Regions from separate parts of the Mus musculus genome. Here region 2 is linked to region 1. A link is a loop called in an ENCODE intact Hi-C map of the cell type or tissue named here. Cell type or tissue: left cerebral cortex. All regions are shown on one strand. Each heading gives the region's core, and the rest is flanking DNA. Links, peaks and the distances in the headings are about the cores only.

Region 1 (7,648 bases), core at 1,989-5,988:
AGGAGGATCAACAGGTTTGGGGCCAGCAAGATGGCTCAGCAGATACAGGCCCTTGCTGCCAAGCCTTACAGCATGAGTTTCATCCTAAAATTCATACTGTGAGCAGAAAATCAACTCCTGCAAGTTGTGCTCTCACCTCTACATGTGTGCCTTATAATACATAGTTTTCATCATCCGGACTCCTAGGAAGACCTTAGATGCAGTCAGGGTTCTCCAGATCATACTCTGAGACCTCCCAGAGCATATTAGTCTCAGTATTCTGTGTGTCCCAGTCTGGCCTGGGCGTAGCCAGGCTGACCTCCAATTCATAACCTTTCTCCTCCTTAGCCTCCCAAGAGCTACAGTACAGGTAGGAGTCATCACACTTAGCCCTCTCATCTCTTTAAAAAGATTGTTTATACTCATTATAGCTGAATGGTGGTGGCACGTGCCTTTAATCCTAGTATTTGGAAGACAGAGTCAGGCAGATCCCTGAGTTCGAGGATAGCCTGATCTACAAAACAAGTTCTAGGACAGCCAGAGTTACAAAGAAATCCTGTCTTGGAAAAAAAGAAAAGAAAAAAAAATGGTTTTATTTACTTATTTCTATATGTAGGGTGTTTTGCCTGAATGTATATACCTAGTGCATGCCTAGTGTTTGTGGAGGCCAAAGAGGATCTTGGATTCTCTGGAACTAAAATTACAGATGTTTTGAGCTGCCATGTGGGTGGTGGGAGTTGAACTTTGATCGTCTGGTAGAGCAGCCAGTGCTCTCAACCTCTGAGCCTTCCCTCCACCTCCCTCACACACACCTTATTTGTATTATTTATTTGTTTGTTTGTTTGTTTATTTTTGAGACAAAGTCTTATAGCCCAGGCTGATTACAGGCCTACACCTTTACACACAGTTTATGTGCTGTTGAGGATCCAGCCTAGAGCTTTGTGCATGCTAGGCAGTCACTCTGCTAGGGGCATTATTTCTCAGCACAGAAAGCAGAGTTGGAGGGTCCTTGCTGACAGGGTAGCCTGCAGAGGCAATAGGGAGTTGGGGGAGGCAGGTTGGGAATTTAGCAGCTCTGACTGACTGGCGAGCAGCCAGGTGCTTCTTTGTCTATACAAGCTTCCCAGAACAGAGGCAAACTAATGAGTACCTAAGTGGTACAGAAAGTGTGTTTGACTTGTCATTGCATGTCCAGGGTTACAGTTCAGTTACATTCAGAAATACAAACAGAATGGATTTTATTCTTACTGTTAACCCTATAACTTCAATTTAATGACTCTAAAGAATGTCTCCTCCAAAGCATGCATTTTTTTTTACAGTTACTTTAAGATTTATTTATTTTATTTATATGAGTACACTGTCGCTGTCTTTAGACACACCAGAAGAGGCCCGTCAGATCTCATTACAGATGGCTGTGAGCCACCATGTGGTTGCTGGGATTTGAGCTCAGGACCTTCGGAAGAGCAGTCAGTGCTCTTAACCGCTGAGCCATCTCTCCAGCCCCCAAAGCATGCATTTTTAAAAATTTTTGTTGTTCTTTTTTTTTTAAGATTTTATTTATTTAATGTATATGAGCACACTATAGTGTGTCCTTACTGTCTTCAGATACAGCAGAATTGTTACAGATGGTTGTGAACCACCATGTGGTTGCTGGGAATTGAACTCAGGACTTCTGGAAGAGCAGTCAGTGTTCTTAACCACTGAGCCATCTCTCCAGCCTGCATGCATTTATTATATGACAGGCAGTTTTTATTTTAGGTTGGTGTGTTTGCTGTTTGAAAGCACTCCAGACAAACAAAAAATTGTCTGAACCAGCCTTCTTTTTTTTTTTTGTTTTTGTTTTTTGAGACAGGGTTTCTCTGTATAGCCCTGGCTGTCCTGGAACTCACTCTGTAGACCAGGTTGGCCTTGAACTCAGAAATCCACCTGCCTCTGCCTCCCGAGTGCTGGGATTAAAGGCATGCGCCACCATGCCTGGCTTGAACCAGCCTTCTTATGAGTAGCAAATACTAATACCTAACTTTTTTTTTTAACTATATGTTTGATCATTTAGGCTATAAAGTAGAAAAAGAGAGCTCTAAGTGTGTGTGTGTGTGTGTGTGTGTGTGTGTGTGTGTGTGTATCTTGAATCTGTACCCTATCCTCCTGGCCAGTCAACAGTTTACCCTGTACCAATTATACTGTTTGGAGTTAGCTCAGGGGCAGATACCCCAAGCAGATTCCTGGAGTAATAGCCTCATTAAGCTATGTGCTTATCGATCTCCAGGGCATAAGGAAGACTTCTAAATAGTGGCCAGACAAAGCTAATCTTAGGATGTTCCTAAAAGAATTCAGGCATATTTTTTTTCCTTAGGAAAAGACATAAAATGAATCATAATGCAGAAAATTCCCAATAATGCAACACGCAGAGACCAAAAGCTTGAGATAGGACAGTGACTGTAGCGATCCACTCAGCTTTGCTGGAACTGTGTCCAGCAACTGTGCTGGCTTCATGACTCTCCCTGTTTCCAGTAGGAATGGCTGTGCCAACTCTCCCACCTGAGCCACATCCCCAGGCCCTCTTTCATGTGTTTTGTTTGTTTGTTTGTTTTAAGTATTTACAGTTAAGCATAGTGGTATCTGTGTGCATCGTGTGCACTTCTGTGAGGGGCAGAGTGAAGTTAAATGTTGTATGTGGTTGGGCATTGTCTCAGGCAGGTTTCTATTCCTGCACAAACACCATGACCAAGAAGCGAGTTGGGGAGGAAAGGGTTTATTCAGCTTACACATCTCACACCGCTGTTCATCACTAAAAGAAGTCAGGACTGGAACTCAAGCAGGTCAGGAAGCAGGAGCTGATGCAGAGGCCATGGAGGGATGTTATTCATTGGCTTGCTTCCCCTGGTTTGCTCAGCCTGCTTTCTTATAGAACCCAAGACTACCAGCCTAGAGATGGTCCCACCCACAAGGGGCCCTCCTCCCTTGATCACTAATTGAGTAAATGCTCCACAGCTGGATCTCATGGAGGCACTTCCCCAACTGAAGCTCCTTTCTCTGTGATAATTCCAGCCTGTGTCAAGTTGACACACAAAACCAGCCAGTACAGGCATGGTGGTGTACACCCTCAGTGCCATCCCTGTAGATCCGAGGCAGGAGGATCAGAACAAAACAACAACAAACTAACCCTGAACAAAGAGAGCTGGGTATATGTAATATCTCACATCTGTGATCCCAGCATTCAGGAGGCAGAGGATGGCAGATCACTGAGTTCAAGACTAGCCTGGTTTACATAGAGAATTCCACACCAGCCAACGGCTACATGAGACTTGTCTAAAAAAATAAACAAATGAAAGTAAGTCATCTGTGTGAGGCTGGGGAGATGATTCAGGTCAAGAGCACTTGCTGCTCTTAGGACCGGATTAGGCAGCTCAACCACCTACAACTCCAGCTCTAGGGGATTGATGCCTTATCTGGCCTTGGTGGGCATCCACACGCATGTTGGTGTACACTCACACACTTACAAATAAAGAGGGGGTAAAAAAATCAAGGGCTGCTGAAATAAAGGTGCTTAATGCCTGGGCTGATGACCTTGCTCCCTTTGACCCCCCACAAGTCTCAGTCTCTGTCTGTCTGTCTGTCTGTCTCTCTCTTTCTCTCTCTCTCTCTCTCTCTCTCTTTCTCTCACACACACACACACACACACACACACACGTGCAAGCACACAAATGTAATACTTTTTTTTTTTTTTAATAAAAAAGAAGTGAAAGAAGGTGTATATGTATTTGGTAGAGTCTGGGTGCTTACACCCTGCCTCTGCCACTCTGCCTTTGGGCTGCCTGGGCTCTTGGCTTTCCAGCTGTAGGGACCTACTGGCTTCAAGTGCCAGTGCAGCATAGGAGTTTACTTGTTCTCCTAACACAGAATGTTATAATTCAAAATGGTCTTGGTGAGAGAACGAAATCTCTGAAATAGACTTCTCTGGAAATAGATTCTTGTGAATTGTAATTATTGTCTGCAATAGCACTCCTACTCAGATAGTTAGAGTTCTGTGGGACTCAGTGGGTTTATTTTATGCCTCTGGCACAACACTGTGGTACAGCATGCCTGCTTCTCATCTGTGTCTTCTCATTCTGTATTACTGAACAAATTGTTCTCAGGAAAAATATAAATCTATTTAGAGAAACTTAATTCAGATTCTGAAAATAATGTGTTTGTGTGACTCAGTATAAGGCGTGCAAGTACAATATTTTGTTGCAGGTAACAGTGCATGTGAAAGCAGCCCTTTGTGTTTCTTGATGAGGAAACACACAGCAGCCCAGTGCATCCCAGCCCTTGAGGTGTACTCCACAATGGTTAGTGTTGTACTGTACGGATTTTACCTCAGTTTTAAAAGCACAGCAAGACAAAAAGCTCCTGCAGCCCCTGGAATACACGAACCTGCTTAACCCTGTGGATGGCTAATCTCTAGCCCTCCAAGGCTCTCCTGTACTTTCTAGTGCATTGCAGTAAGCAGAAGGGTGTTTGTTATATTTTATTCAGGGTTTCTGGATAATTAGCAGCATGTCGCCTATGACACTGTATTGCTGTAATCAGAAACTCCCATCTCAGCATTCAAGTTTTAAGCTTCACATTCATGTTTCTAACAAAACATAGGGGAGCGCTCTCTCTGCTTTCTCTCTCTCTCTCTCTCTCTCTCTCTCTCTCTCTGTGTGTGTGTGTGTGTGTGTGTGTGTGTGTGTGTCCTATCCTTTGAGTTCTGTTTATTTACTGCTGCTGGTCTCCAGGGATGATAAGTCAGGCTGGTATTCTGGCTAGCTAGCTTCCTATGCTACCTGCATATTTCTGGTCACCTTAGGGAAGTCCAGAAGCTGGACTGGGATTCCCTGACTACTGTGAAAGGTACTACAGGGCTTCCTTCTGCCTCCCAGGGTTTATCCTCTGTTGTATCAGTTTTCTGTTTCTACATAACAAATGTGACCATGCCTACCAAGTAGCTTAAAACCATACCTGTTTATCATCTGTAAGGTAGGCCAGTGCAGGTTTATTGAAATAAAAAGCAAGACATTGCAATAGCTATGTTTCTTTTTCAAGGCAGTGGTTCTCAGCCCCTGGTCAAGACCCCTTTTGGGGGTATTGAACGACCCTTTCACAGGGGTCAACTAAAACCACCTGCATATCAGATATTTACATTATAATTCATAACAGTAGCAAAATTACACTTCTAGTAGCAACGGAAATAATTTTATGGCTGAGGATCACCACAACATGAGGAACTGTATTAACAGGTTGAGATCCACTGCTCTAGGTAAAGATCATTTCCTTCTTTTGACCACTTTCCAGAGGCTGCTACATTTCCTGACTAGTGGCCTCTTCCTCCATCGCCAGAGTTCGTAGTTGGAGTCTCTTCTTACACCCAGTTGCTTTCTCCTACTTACTCCTCTGACCTGCTCCCGAGTCTTCTTTCCTCCAGGGTTGGGAATAGAACCCAGAGTTGTTTCCTCCTCCTCCTCCCTTTTAAAGATTGTCTTTTGTTTGGTTTGATTTAGATAGAGTCTCAATATGTAGCTCAGAATTCTGTGTGGATCAGGCTGGCCTCAAGCCAGGATCTGCTTGCCTTGGATCCCTAAGTGCTGGAACTAGAGACTTGCACCCCTACACCCCTCTTAATTTTTTTTGTTTACATTTAATTTATTTATATGTGTAGATATGTGTGCACGTGTGTGGTGGTCAGAGAGCAGCATGTAGAAGCCAGTTCTCTCCTTCCATTATATGGGTCATGGGATTGAACTGATGTCATCACATTGACACCAAGAGCCTTTACTCAATGAGTGATTTTGCCAGCCCCTGATACTTTTAAGGAGTCCAGTAATTTCTTCGTTTTCACTTAGTCATCCAAAATAATCTTCCTTTTTTAAGGTCAGCTGGTTAATAAACTACAACACACTGTGACATTTTCATAGTTAGTTACAAATAAGAAACTATACTTTAGCCTCTGGGCTCTCCATGCATACACACACATATGCACGCACGTGCACACGCACACACACACACACACATTTCAAATCATAATACGATTCTTGCATGCCTTTTCAATTTTTGGTGATTATATTAAGTTATTAGGAAGTAGTCACATATATGTACATATGTATCACACACATACACATATTGGTCTTTTGGGACAAGGTCTTGCCATGTAGCCTTGACTATCCTGGAACTTGCTATGTAGACCAAGCTGGCCTCAAATTCATAGAGATCAGTCTGCCTCTGAATTCTGAAATTAAAGATGTGTGCTACCATATCCAACTTAGACTATATTTTTTGATTATCGACTGTTTTGATTTTGGGGAGTATCAGAGGCATCGTAGTAGCAACTGACCTGAAAAAAAGTCAAAACTCCATTTATCTGCTGTCTTCAAATGTGCTATAGATTTGTTTCTTTTTCAGTATCAGAGAAACAAAAGGTATTTCTTTTGGAAAATTAAACTCTCCTTCTAAATACCTAATAATGCAATTTTATATGTGGATAATCCCAATCGATTGAAGTACTGTGTTTATTTGGTAAGAATTTAATTTAACTGATAGCACCAATTAGTTGTGGTTTTTTTAATGTTACATAATATATTTTTCTTTTGATTCAAGCGTGTTATATTAGATGTGGTATGCAGTTTTTATTTGTAGTATTATGTTAGTCTTCTCTTATATTACATCCCAACAGCAGGTTCCCCTCCTTCCCACCTCTCCTCTCCTCTTTTCCCTCAGACCGAGAAGAACATCTCAGCCCTCTCAGGGACATCAACCAAACACAGCATAACAAACTACAGTAAGACCAGTCATATACCATTACATCAAGGCTGGACAAGGCAACCCAGTAGAGGGGAACGGGTCCTACAAGTAGGCAAGAGAGTCAAGGACAGCCCCTGCTCCCACTGTTAGGATTTCCACAAGAACACCAAGCTATTTAGCCATAACATGTATAGCAGAGGACCTGGGTCAGACCCTACAGGTCCCCTGATCTCTCAAGTTTCCAGGAGTTCCAGTCTGTGATTCTGTGGGCCATGTTCTTAGCAATTGATGGGAGCAGATGCAAAGTACCACAGCCAAACATTACTTATGAGTTTTTGATAGTTTAAAAATTGTAGTCTGGGTGGGGCTATGATTAAACCATCTCGATGGTCTTCCAGAGGTCCTGAATTCAATTCCCAGCAACCACATTGTGGCTCACCACCATCTATAGTAATAGAATCTGATGCCCTCTTCTGGTGTGCAGACAAATATGTAGACAGAGCACTCATATACATAAATCTTTTTTTTTTTTTAAATACAGCCAGATGCTACTGTAGATGACCTGGGTTCAGTCCCCAGACCCACATACCAGCTCACAAGCATCTGAACTCCAGTCCCAGGGAATCTGACATCCTCTTCTAGCCTCCACATTATACCAGGCGTGCAAATAATGCACAGACAGACGTGCGTGTAGACATAAAGAAAAACCACACCCATCTTTTTAAAGTTGTGGCCCATGTTTATTTACTGTAATGGCTAAAGCCCTTTTAAAACTTTGCAGGGAAGTGTGACTGCCATGACAGTGTTCTTCCCCTTGGATACTGCTAGACTTCGGCTTCAGGGTGAGTAATGATCTCATGTATTGATCCTTTGATGTTGGGAAACATCTTCTACTCCATACTGCACC
Region 2 (7,648 bases), core at 2,043-6,042, 94 kb after region 1:
GTTCTAAGCTAGGCAAAGGCTACATAGTGAGGACCCATCTCTAAAACAAAACCAAACAAAAACAGCAAAACAAAAGACACAAAAGTGTCATTATATACTATATGTTAGTTATATGTTATATGATATGTGATATATATGTTTGTTATAGGTTATAGGTTATGTATTATGTATTACATATTACACATATTATATATTATATAATCATACATCATATATTATATCTTATATAACATGTAATATGTAATATATTGTATACTATATTATATTATGTCACATATTACATATTATATTACATATTAGGCCTTTAAAAAGTAAAGGTAATAAGCAAGCACATAGCATAACATTTTCTTAAAAACCAAACAAACGACAGGTCTTACCACCCATGTTGGCATCCAATTCCAACATTAAAGACAGAGGTGGCAACAGCAGGCATTCAGGGTCATCCTTAGCTACACACAAAGTTCAAGATCAGCCCAGGCTATACCAGACCCAGTCTCAAAATAAACAGAAACAAACACTGGTTCTCACCACACGGCCAGGCAGGTCTCATACTCTGGACACTCTTGCTTCAGCCCCTAAATACTGAGATTACTATTTTGAGGTACCACTCATCCAGCATCTTTTGTTTCATTTTATTTTGTTTGAGACAGAATCTCCATCCGTAACCCAGGATGACCCAGAACTCATTATATAGCATAGATCCTCCTGCTTCAGCCTCCCGAGAGCTGGGATTATAGGTGTAGATTTACTATGCTCAACTAACTGTTTTGAGGTCAGTAGGGATATGGTCATACTGTTGTTTAGCCAATCTCTAATACTTTTTAAATTATATTTTATTTATTTGTTGACAATTTCATATATATAAATGTATATATATGAAACACACACATCTTCCTGGAACTCCCTTTATAGACTAGGCTGATCTCAAGCTCAGAGATCCAGCTGCCTCTGCCTCCTCAGTCCTGGGATTAAAGGCACGTGCCACCACAGCCTGGCTGTATATTTCAATGCTAGCTATTCCTAACTCCCCCTTTCCATTCCCCTGTCCCCAATATAATACCACACAACAGATCCTTTTCCCACCTTTCTGTCCTTTTTTTCCCCTTCGTAGCTCACTGTTTCCAGAATGTTTTCATTTTGCAGAGGTAAAACTCTGTCATCATTAAACACTTCCCTCCTTCTCTCCCCCGCCCCATTTCTGTTCTTTCTGATTCTATGCATTTGAGCAACTTGCTTTAAAAAAAAAAAAGACAGATTAATCCATCTTTGTACATGAGCATACCAGTTCTAGCTGACTGTTCTTCCGTTGTGTAGAATTCCGTAGTGTCTAAGCCACGTGTGGGTTGGATGACATTTCCACAGGGGTCATCTAAGACCATCCAAAAGCACAGATAATTTATATTTCGATAAATAATGGTAGCAAAATTACAGTTTTGAAGTAACGACAGCAATGATTGCACATTGGGGGTCACCACGACATGAGGAAACTGTATTAAATGTCACAGTGGTAGAAGGTTGAGAACCTTGGTCTAAGCTGACAGTTACCGTGACTCCCATCAGTCACCAAAAGGCTGTTTCAAGCTTCTTGCTTTTCCAGATCCTACTATAGTTCCAAGTTCTCTGGGTGATACGGATGGTGCACGTCTTTAATCCCAGCACTTGGGAGGCAGAGTCAGGCGGATCTCTGGGTTTGAGGCCAACACAGTCTACAGAGTGAGTTCCAGGACAGCCAGGGCTATGTCTCAAAAAACCAAAAAAGTCAAAATAAATGTATGCCCCAGAGAGTTGAGTTGAAAGGGTCTGCATTTCCCTCTGGCCAAATCAATGCTTGAAATAAGTCCTTCTCCTTGTCTCTCTCCCAGCCACAGCAGACAGAGGGCTTTTTACCCTGCGTACCCATTGGGCTCTTCCGAGGGTTAGCCAACAAGTAAATATTATGCATCCCAGGGACAAGTGGGACCTGGCCTTGAAAGGAGGGGTCAGTGGCTGCCTTCAGTGGCCCTTTCCTGGGGAGAAGCCTGAGGCAGGTTGGTGGTAAGCAGTGGGGGAATCAAAGCCGCTGGTGTATATACACAGAGGAAGTCTAATTCAAAAGCCATATAATGAGTGGACTTGGGAAGAAGCTCGTTGCTGTGGCAACCTGATTCCCCTGCTGCCAAGAGCGGTCTTTCTTCTTTCTTCTGCACCTGGCAGGGACTCCTTCCCTTCCACGTTACTTGAGAAAGAAAGACAGAATTGGTGTTCTTTTATTGAGGTTAGAGTACACTTCCTGTCTATGGCGAACTGTCACCAAAAGAGAGAACGTGATCCCCTAATTCCCTCACTGGGTGTGTGTGTGGAGGTGGCTGCTCTTCATCCCTGCTGTAGACCCAAGGTTACCTGGGTAGCTGGACTCAAAGGCCGATGTCACAGACCACCATTGACCAGGACTGTCTTTTCTGACTTTTTCCAGAAGGACAGGTGGACCAAGCCCCCAGCAAGACGGCTTTGTCCTCGCTCAACAGGAGCCCTTCTAGATCTTTCTTTAGAAATGCCCGAAGGTAACCTTGCTAGGACCTTTGAAAACAGTCTTCCTGGTTCAAAGTCACTCCGTACTGATCCATCAACCTTGAAAATGTGGATTGGGACAGAGCTGGGGAGAGCATGGCAGATGGATGGGCCAAATTAAATCGCTTTTCTCTCTCTTTAGTTTCTCACCTGTTCTGAGTCAGGCTCTCTGCTGGCCACACGATTTAACACCCCCTCATCTAATTCTTTTAACAGCTCTGTAAAGTGGCCTCCCTTATTCCCAATTGCTTTGCTCGGACCAAAAAAAACGGGAGACTGCATCATACAGGCTGAAATGGTTTGCCCCCGATCCTGAGTCTGCCTGGATGGCAAGGTCATGTTCCAGCACTTCACCTACTGTGAGAAACAAACCAGACTGCAGAGGGACTGTCCCTACTCCCGGATGTGAGATGTGATGGCAGCTGCTTATTAAATCTCCCTTTAAGCAACAAAGGCTGGAGGGACTTGCCCCACCCGAATTACCAGGTCTCTTCTCCCTTTCAAAATTGCACGTGCCTCCTTTAATCAGGCAGTGGCTGTGTTGGGGACAATAAGGATGTGGGGGGCTGAATCCATTCAACCCGTAGGGTCACTGACATTGTCTGCATTCAAACCTCCCAACAGAAACATGGGAAATGATGACTGGGTGTGTTTTGTTTCTGGAATGCCGAGGGCTATGGAAGGGATTAAGTGAACCTAGACAGGTACCATAACATGATTCCTCTAAACCTCAAATGGATCCGATCTCAGTTTAGCAGCTTCTGGAAACTTCCTATGGTTGATCTGTCTAATGATAGTTCTTCTATAGGAAGCCATCATCATCATCATCATTGACAGTGGACTTGAGTGAAAATGTGAGGACAGAGGTAAATAGCAGTGTTGATTTGTATGAGTGAATTTGACCTCATCCCAGACAAAACCATGGCATGGTGCCATCTCTCAGGAGAATAGTGACTATTCGTGTGGTTACCTTCCAGGCCCTGCTCACAAGGGCCCTCTTCAGGTTGTGACAGATCCCTTCAGGGGTAGGCCTTGGGAGGCTGCTCTTTGCCTTGGCTCTGCGGCACTGCCTGGTGACTGAGGCAAGAGCACAGAAAGTGTTCCAGGAGAGAAGCCAGTTTCTTTGTTTCCTGTGACTAATCTGATGCACTCTGAACCTCTGTCCTCTGAGGGACAGCAATTGGAGAGAGGAAAGAAAGCTTCATTCACTCAATGACAAGACTCCAGCATGTTCCATTCAAATAACCCCTCTAGGATGACTACCTGAGCCTGAAGGCAGGCAGCTTAGGTTTCTCTGGGGTCAGGTTTAGCTACACCAAGAGTGTGGTAGGGATGGATCCAATGCTAGTTGTGTTTTTAGTTTAATGACTGTTAACATTCTTTCTAGGCTCTGCCCCACAGTTACCTGGCAATAGCCAGGTATGCCTGACTAAAAGGGGCTGTTTGCCCTCCTCACTCTCTTACCCTCTCTATATCTCTTCTCACCCCATTCCCCTCCGCACCTCTACAAAATATATCCTGGTTCTTTCTTTTCTTTTCTTTCTTCTTTTATAAAACACAACAACAATGAACCTCTAAGAAGTTTCCAGCTCCTCTCTTCTTCTTGCTGTGTGTAGGCTGTGCCTGCTCCAGTATGGGGGCCCTGCTAGGGTTGAACCAATAAGAGGGCCAAGGACCCCACACTTCTAGCTGTCTCTTTCTTCTAGTATAAACCTTTGTTAACCCCTGGATTGGCCCCAGAGGTGCTTGAGACACATGCCTAGGACTTTCTTGACCCTCACCTCTGTCCCTTTGTGGTGATCCCAGGACAGCCTCTGTTGCATCTTCTCTAGGTCCCCTTCCTATGATGAATGAAGCTCAGCCGTGCAGACCATGGGGGAAGGCTATGCATCTCTTTACTGAGCTTGAACTATTTAGAGCATCCTTCTCTCTCTTCCTTGGCAGACTAGGTTTGGAAGCTCTTACCTTGCTTGCTTCAGACTCAAAGTATTTCAGGGACTGTTCACAGCTGAGCGCCCATTTCCTCTTCCCTTTGCATCCCGGTTTCCTTAGCAAACAGATGCCTCTGGCAGAGTGGGGGGATGAAGTGGCAGCAATGGAATACAAACAAGGAGCAGCTACAGATGTCCCCTGGCTTAGGACAAGGCCACGAGGCCCCTTGCAGCCCTGACCTGCTCTGAAGCTGCTAATCCTGCCCTTTTAACTCACCTAATTAATAGAAGTCTGTGCTTCTGTTTGTTTTCATGCTAAAGATGGAACCCAGAGTCTACAAATACTACAACTTGCTGGACATGGATTCTATCACAGAGCTATATTCCTAGTTCAGCCCTTTTTAAAAAAAATTTTGAGACTGAGTCTTGCTATGTAATCTTGCTATGTAACCCATTCTGGTCTTAAACTCCCAATCCTTCCATCTCTGTCTGCCAAGAAATTTTCTTTTTCCTTTTGTTTGTTTGTTTGTTTGTTTGGTTGGTTGGTTTATTTGTTTGTTTTCTCTTTCTTTTTTATGAGGGGGTGGGGGTAGGGAGGGGTGGGAGGGGGGTGGTCTCACTATGTCGTCTGTCCTGTCTGGCTGTCCTGGTGCTTGCCAGGCTGGTAGGCCAGGCTGGCCTCACACTCACAGAATATCATTTAAACCATCCTGAGTCTCGACACATTTTTAAGCTTGGGAGGGAATTAACACCTTGGTTCCATCTCCAGCATCCCCAAAATAAGAACATGAATAAAATATTCCTGTGAGAAGTCAGTCATAGGAACTAAGATTTCCCCGAGTTCCAAGATCCATCTGGAAGATGACTGTAAAGAGCAGCCCGTGGGGACCTCTGGCTTGTAGCCATGTTGAGCAGACAGTGGGCAGCTCATTGGGAGGACTGGACAACCGGAGGAGTGGTTACGGCGAGAACCTCCCCAAAGGTGCACACTCAGTGCCAGAACTGAAGTGCTATGAGACTATAAGAGGAAACCGGTTTTGTTTTCCTTCTCAGGGATAACAGGTGACGAGCAGAACACCTCTGCATCCAGTTGGAGAACGTTGTAGAATGAGTTGATATGAATGGGAAGAGCTAGAAAGATCGTGAAGACTCGGGTTCCCACCATATTTACGTCTGTGATGGTGGAGACGCTGTGTGAACAATGGAAGCACTGGACCAAAGGGTGAGAAAGCGGGGGAGTGGGGCTGGGAGATGACTTGGTGTGTGTAATCATTTTCCACATAACCATGAAGTCCTTAGGTCAAATCCCCAGAACCCATGGAAAGCCAGATGCATAGTGTAAGCATCTGTGATCCTAGCAATGCTACAGAGAGAGGGGAGGCAGAGTCAGGGCATTCCTCCGAAGCTTGTAAACCGGTCAGTCGGGAGAACGCAGTGAAAACCAACCAAGAGACCCTGTCTCAATCAAGAAAGTAAGAGCCAGGCATCACAGTGCACTCCTTTAACCTTAGCACTTGAGAAGCAGCAACTGGATCTCTGAGTTCAAGGCCAGCCTGGTCTACAAAGCAAGTTTCAGGACAGCCAGGACTACACAGAGAAATCCTGTCTCTAAAAACAAAAACAAACAAAACCAAAACAGAACAAAAAGGTGGAGCGCAAGAACTAATGTGCCAGGGCAAAGCAGTGGAGGTTCCTCCATCTTGTACTCTTGCTGAGGATATTTTATGGTTAACTAGAATTTGATCTCTATGATAGACAATCCCTTGGGAAATTGCCCAACTGTGTTCTAGGAACCTGAAGCCAAGATGCCCAGCTAATTTTTCTTAGTGTCTGTTAAACTACCTGCTTACACAAACCTCCCTTTCCAGCTAACTGCTTGTCTTAGCTTCTGTTTAGCCCCCTGCTTGTACAAAAACCTCCTGCTGCAGCTGCTGAGTAAGATATAGGGTGGGGTTTTTCCTTTAAAAGCCCCTTGCTCTAAATGTTCAGGGTTACATTCGGGTTCTGAGTGTAATCCCAACTGGCGAGAATACTTTCCTTTTGTTGATGTTGTTTTGGTTTGGTTGTTTGTTTTTCTTTTTCTTTTCTGAGACTGGGTTTCTCTGTGTGTAGCCCTGGCTGTCCTGGAACTCACTCTGTAGACGAGGCTGACCTTGAACTCAGAGATCTATCTGCCTCTACCTCCTGAGTGCTGGGATTAAAGGTGTGTGCCTCCACTGCCTGACTGTAGAATAAACACTTTCAGTTGGCCATGGACTGTGTTTGAGCCGTCATCTCTGGTGGGCAACCTATAACAGTGACACCTGAGGTTGTCCCCTGAGATCCACACATGCACCGTGACACACACAGCGCATACATGTGCATGTCATCTAAGTACACATACCAAAGATCCCTAGTTCAATCCTGTGTTTTGAAGGGGGGAGATTTGGGGACCATTGGCAAAGAGGCTGAGAAATTGACTAAATAATCAAGGAGATGGAGGCCAAGCCGGGGTGGGTAGGTGGGGTGTAAAAGTGGGGCTTAGAATTTGGGAATAGATTTTTTTGGAGTCCTTTGCATGAAAGGTGCTATGGGAGTTTGAATTCTCTTCCAGTTCCTTCTGAAGGTTATTTCTTTGTTTGTTTGTTTTCTTAATTTTTACTCTGTATCCTGAATAAGAACAAGGAAAGGGAATGAAGGAGAGAAGGAGAGGGAAGGGAGGAGGGATTTAAGTCTTGACACCCTCAAGTGGTCCCTGCAGAAGCAGCAGGAGGAACAGCCTAGGCTCGGTGCTTCCCGGCTTCTCCATTAAGAGTGGGTAGCAGAGAGGCTCAACTGACCGCAAGAGACACCAAGCAAGGTACAGAAACCCGAAGAGCTTGTGCTCAAAATCCATGTATCTGCCATCGCCAGCCAGCCCCTTGCCCACGTTGGAGATGTTGCTGGATTTCAGGTTTCCAATGCTTGTTTCTGGTGCAACCCAGGAGAAGCCAAGATGAAGCCAGCTATGTCTCTGAGAAACAAACTGGCCAGCCTTGTGAGACGGGGAATCATTAGCCAGTGTACTAATTCTGGGTGGTGTCAGGTATGGTGGACATTCAATGCCTGGAACCCATGTGGTAGGAAGAGAACTGACTTCTGAGAATTGTCCTCTGAGTTCCACAGGTGAACTATGGCATGCATCTACCTAC

What was found. A loop is a pair of places that touch in the nucleus more often than their neighbours do. Peaks named below come from ENCODE experiments on the same cell type or tissue, not always from the same donor. Only the 100,000 strongest peaks of a DNase experiment are listed, where the experiment ranks them.
Region 2: a loop joins it to region 1, with 2.7 times the contacts of the local background. A loop is called at or near these places in 1 of 42 quality-filtered maps.

What each region holds. Positions count from the first base shown.
Region 1 is chr15:81,344,036-81,351,683 of GRCm38, reverse strand. It overlaps Slc25a17 (solute carrier family 25 (mitochondrial carrier, peroxisomal membrane protein), member 17), which reads left to right. Exons shown (of 9, transcript NM_011399.3): 2 at 7,523-7,583. Among named protein-coding and RNA genes, the nearest start is that of Slc25a17, 13 kb to the left of the region's middle. In left cerebral cortex, for the core only: no CTCF peak of the experiment used is centred there; a DNase peak (open chromatin) is centred at 3,994; H3K27ac peaks cover 1,230 bases.
Region 2 is chr15:81,249,752-81,257,399 of GRCm38, reverse strand. It overlaps 8430426J06Rik (RIKEN cDNA 8430426J06 gene), which reads left to right and starts at 5,538. Exons shown (of 2, transcript NR_077230.1): 1 at 5,538-5,700. In left cerebral cortex, for the core only: a CTCF peak has its summit at 3,547; DNase peaks (open chromatin) are centred at 2,149, 4,568 and 5,393; H3K27ac peaks cover 1,556 bases.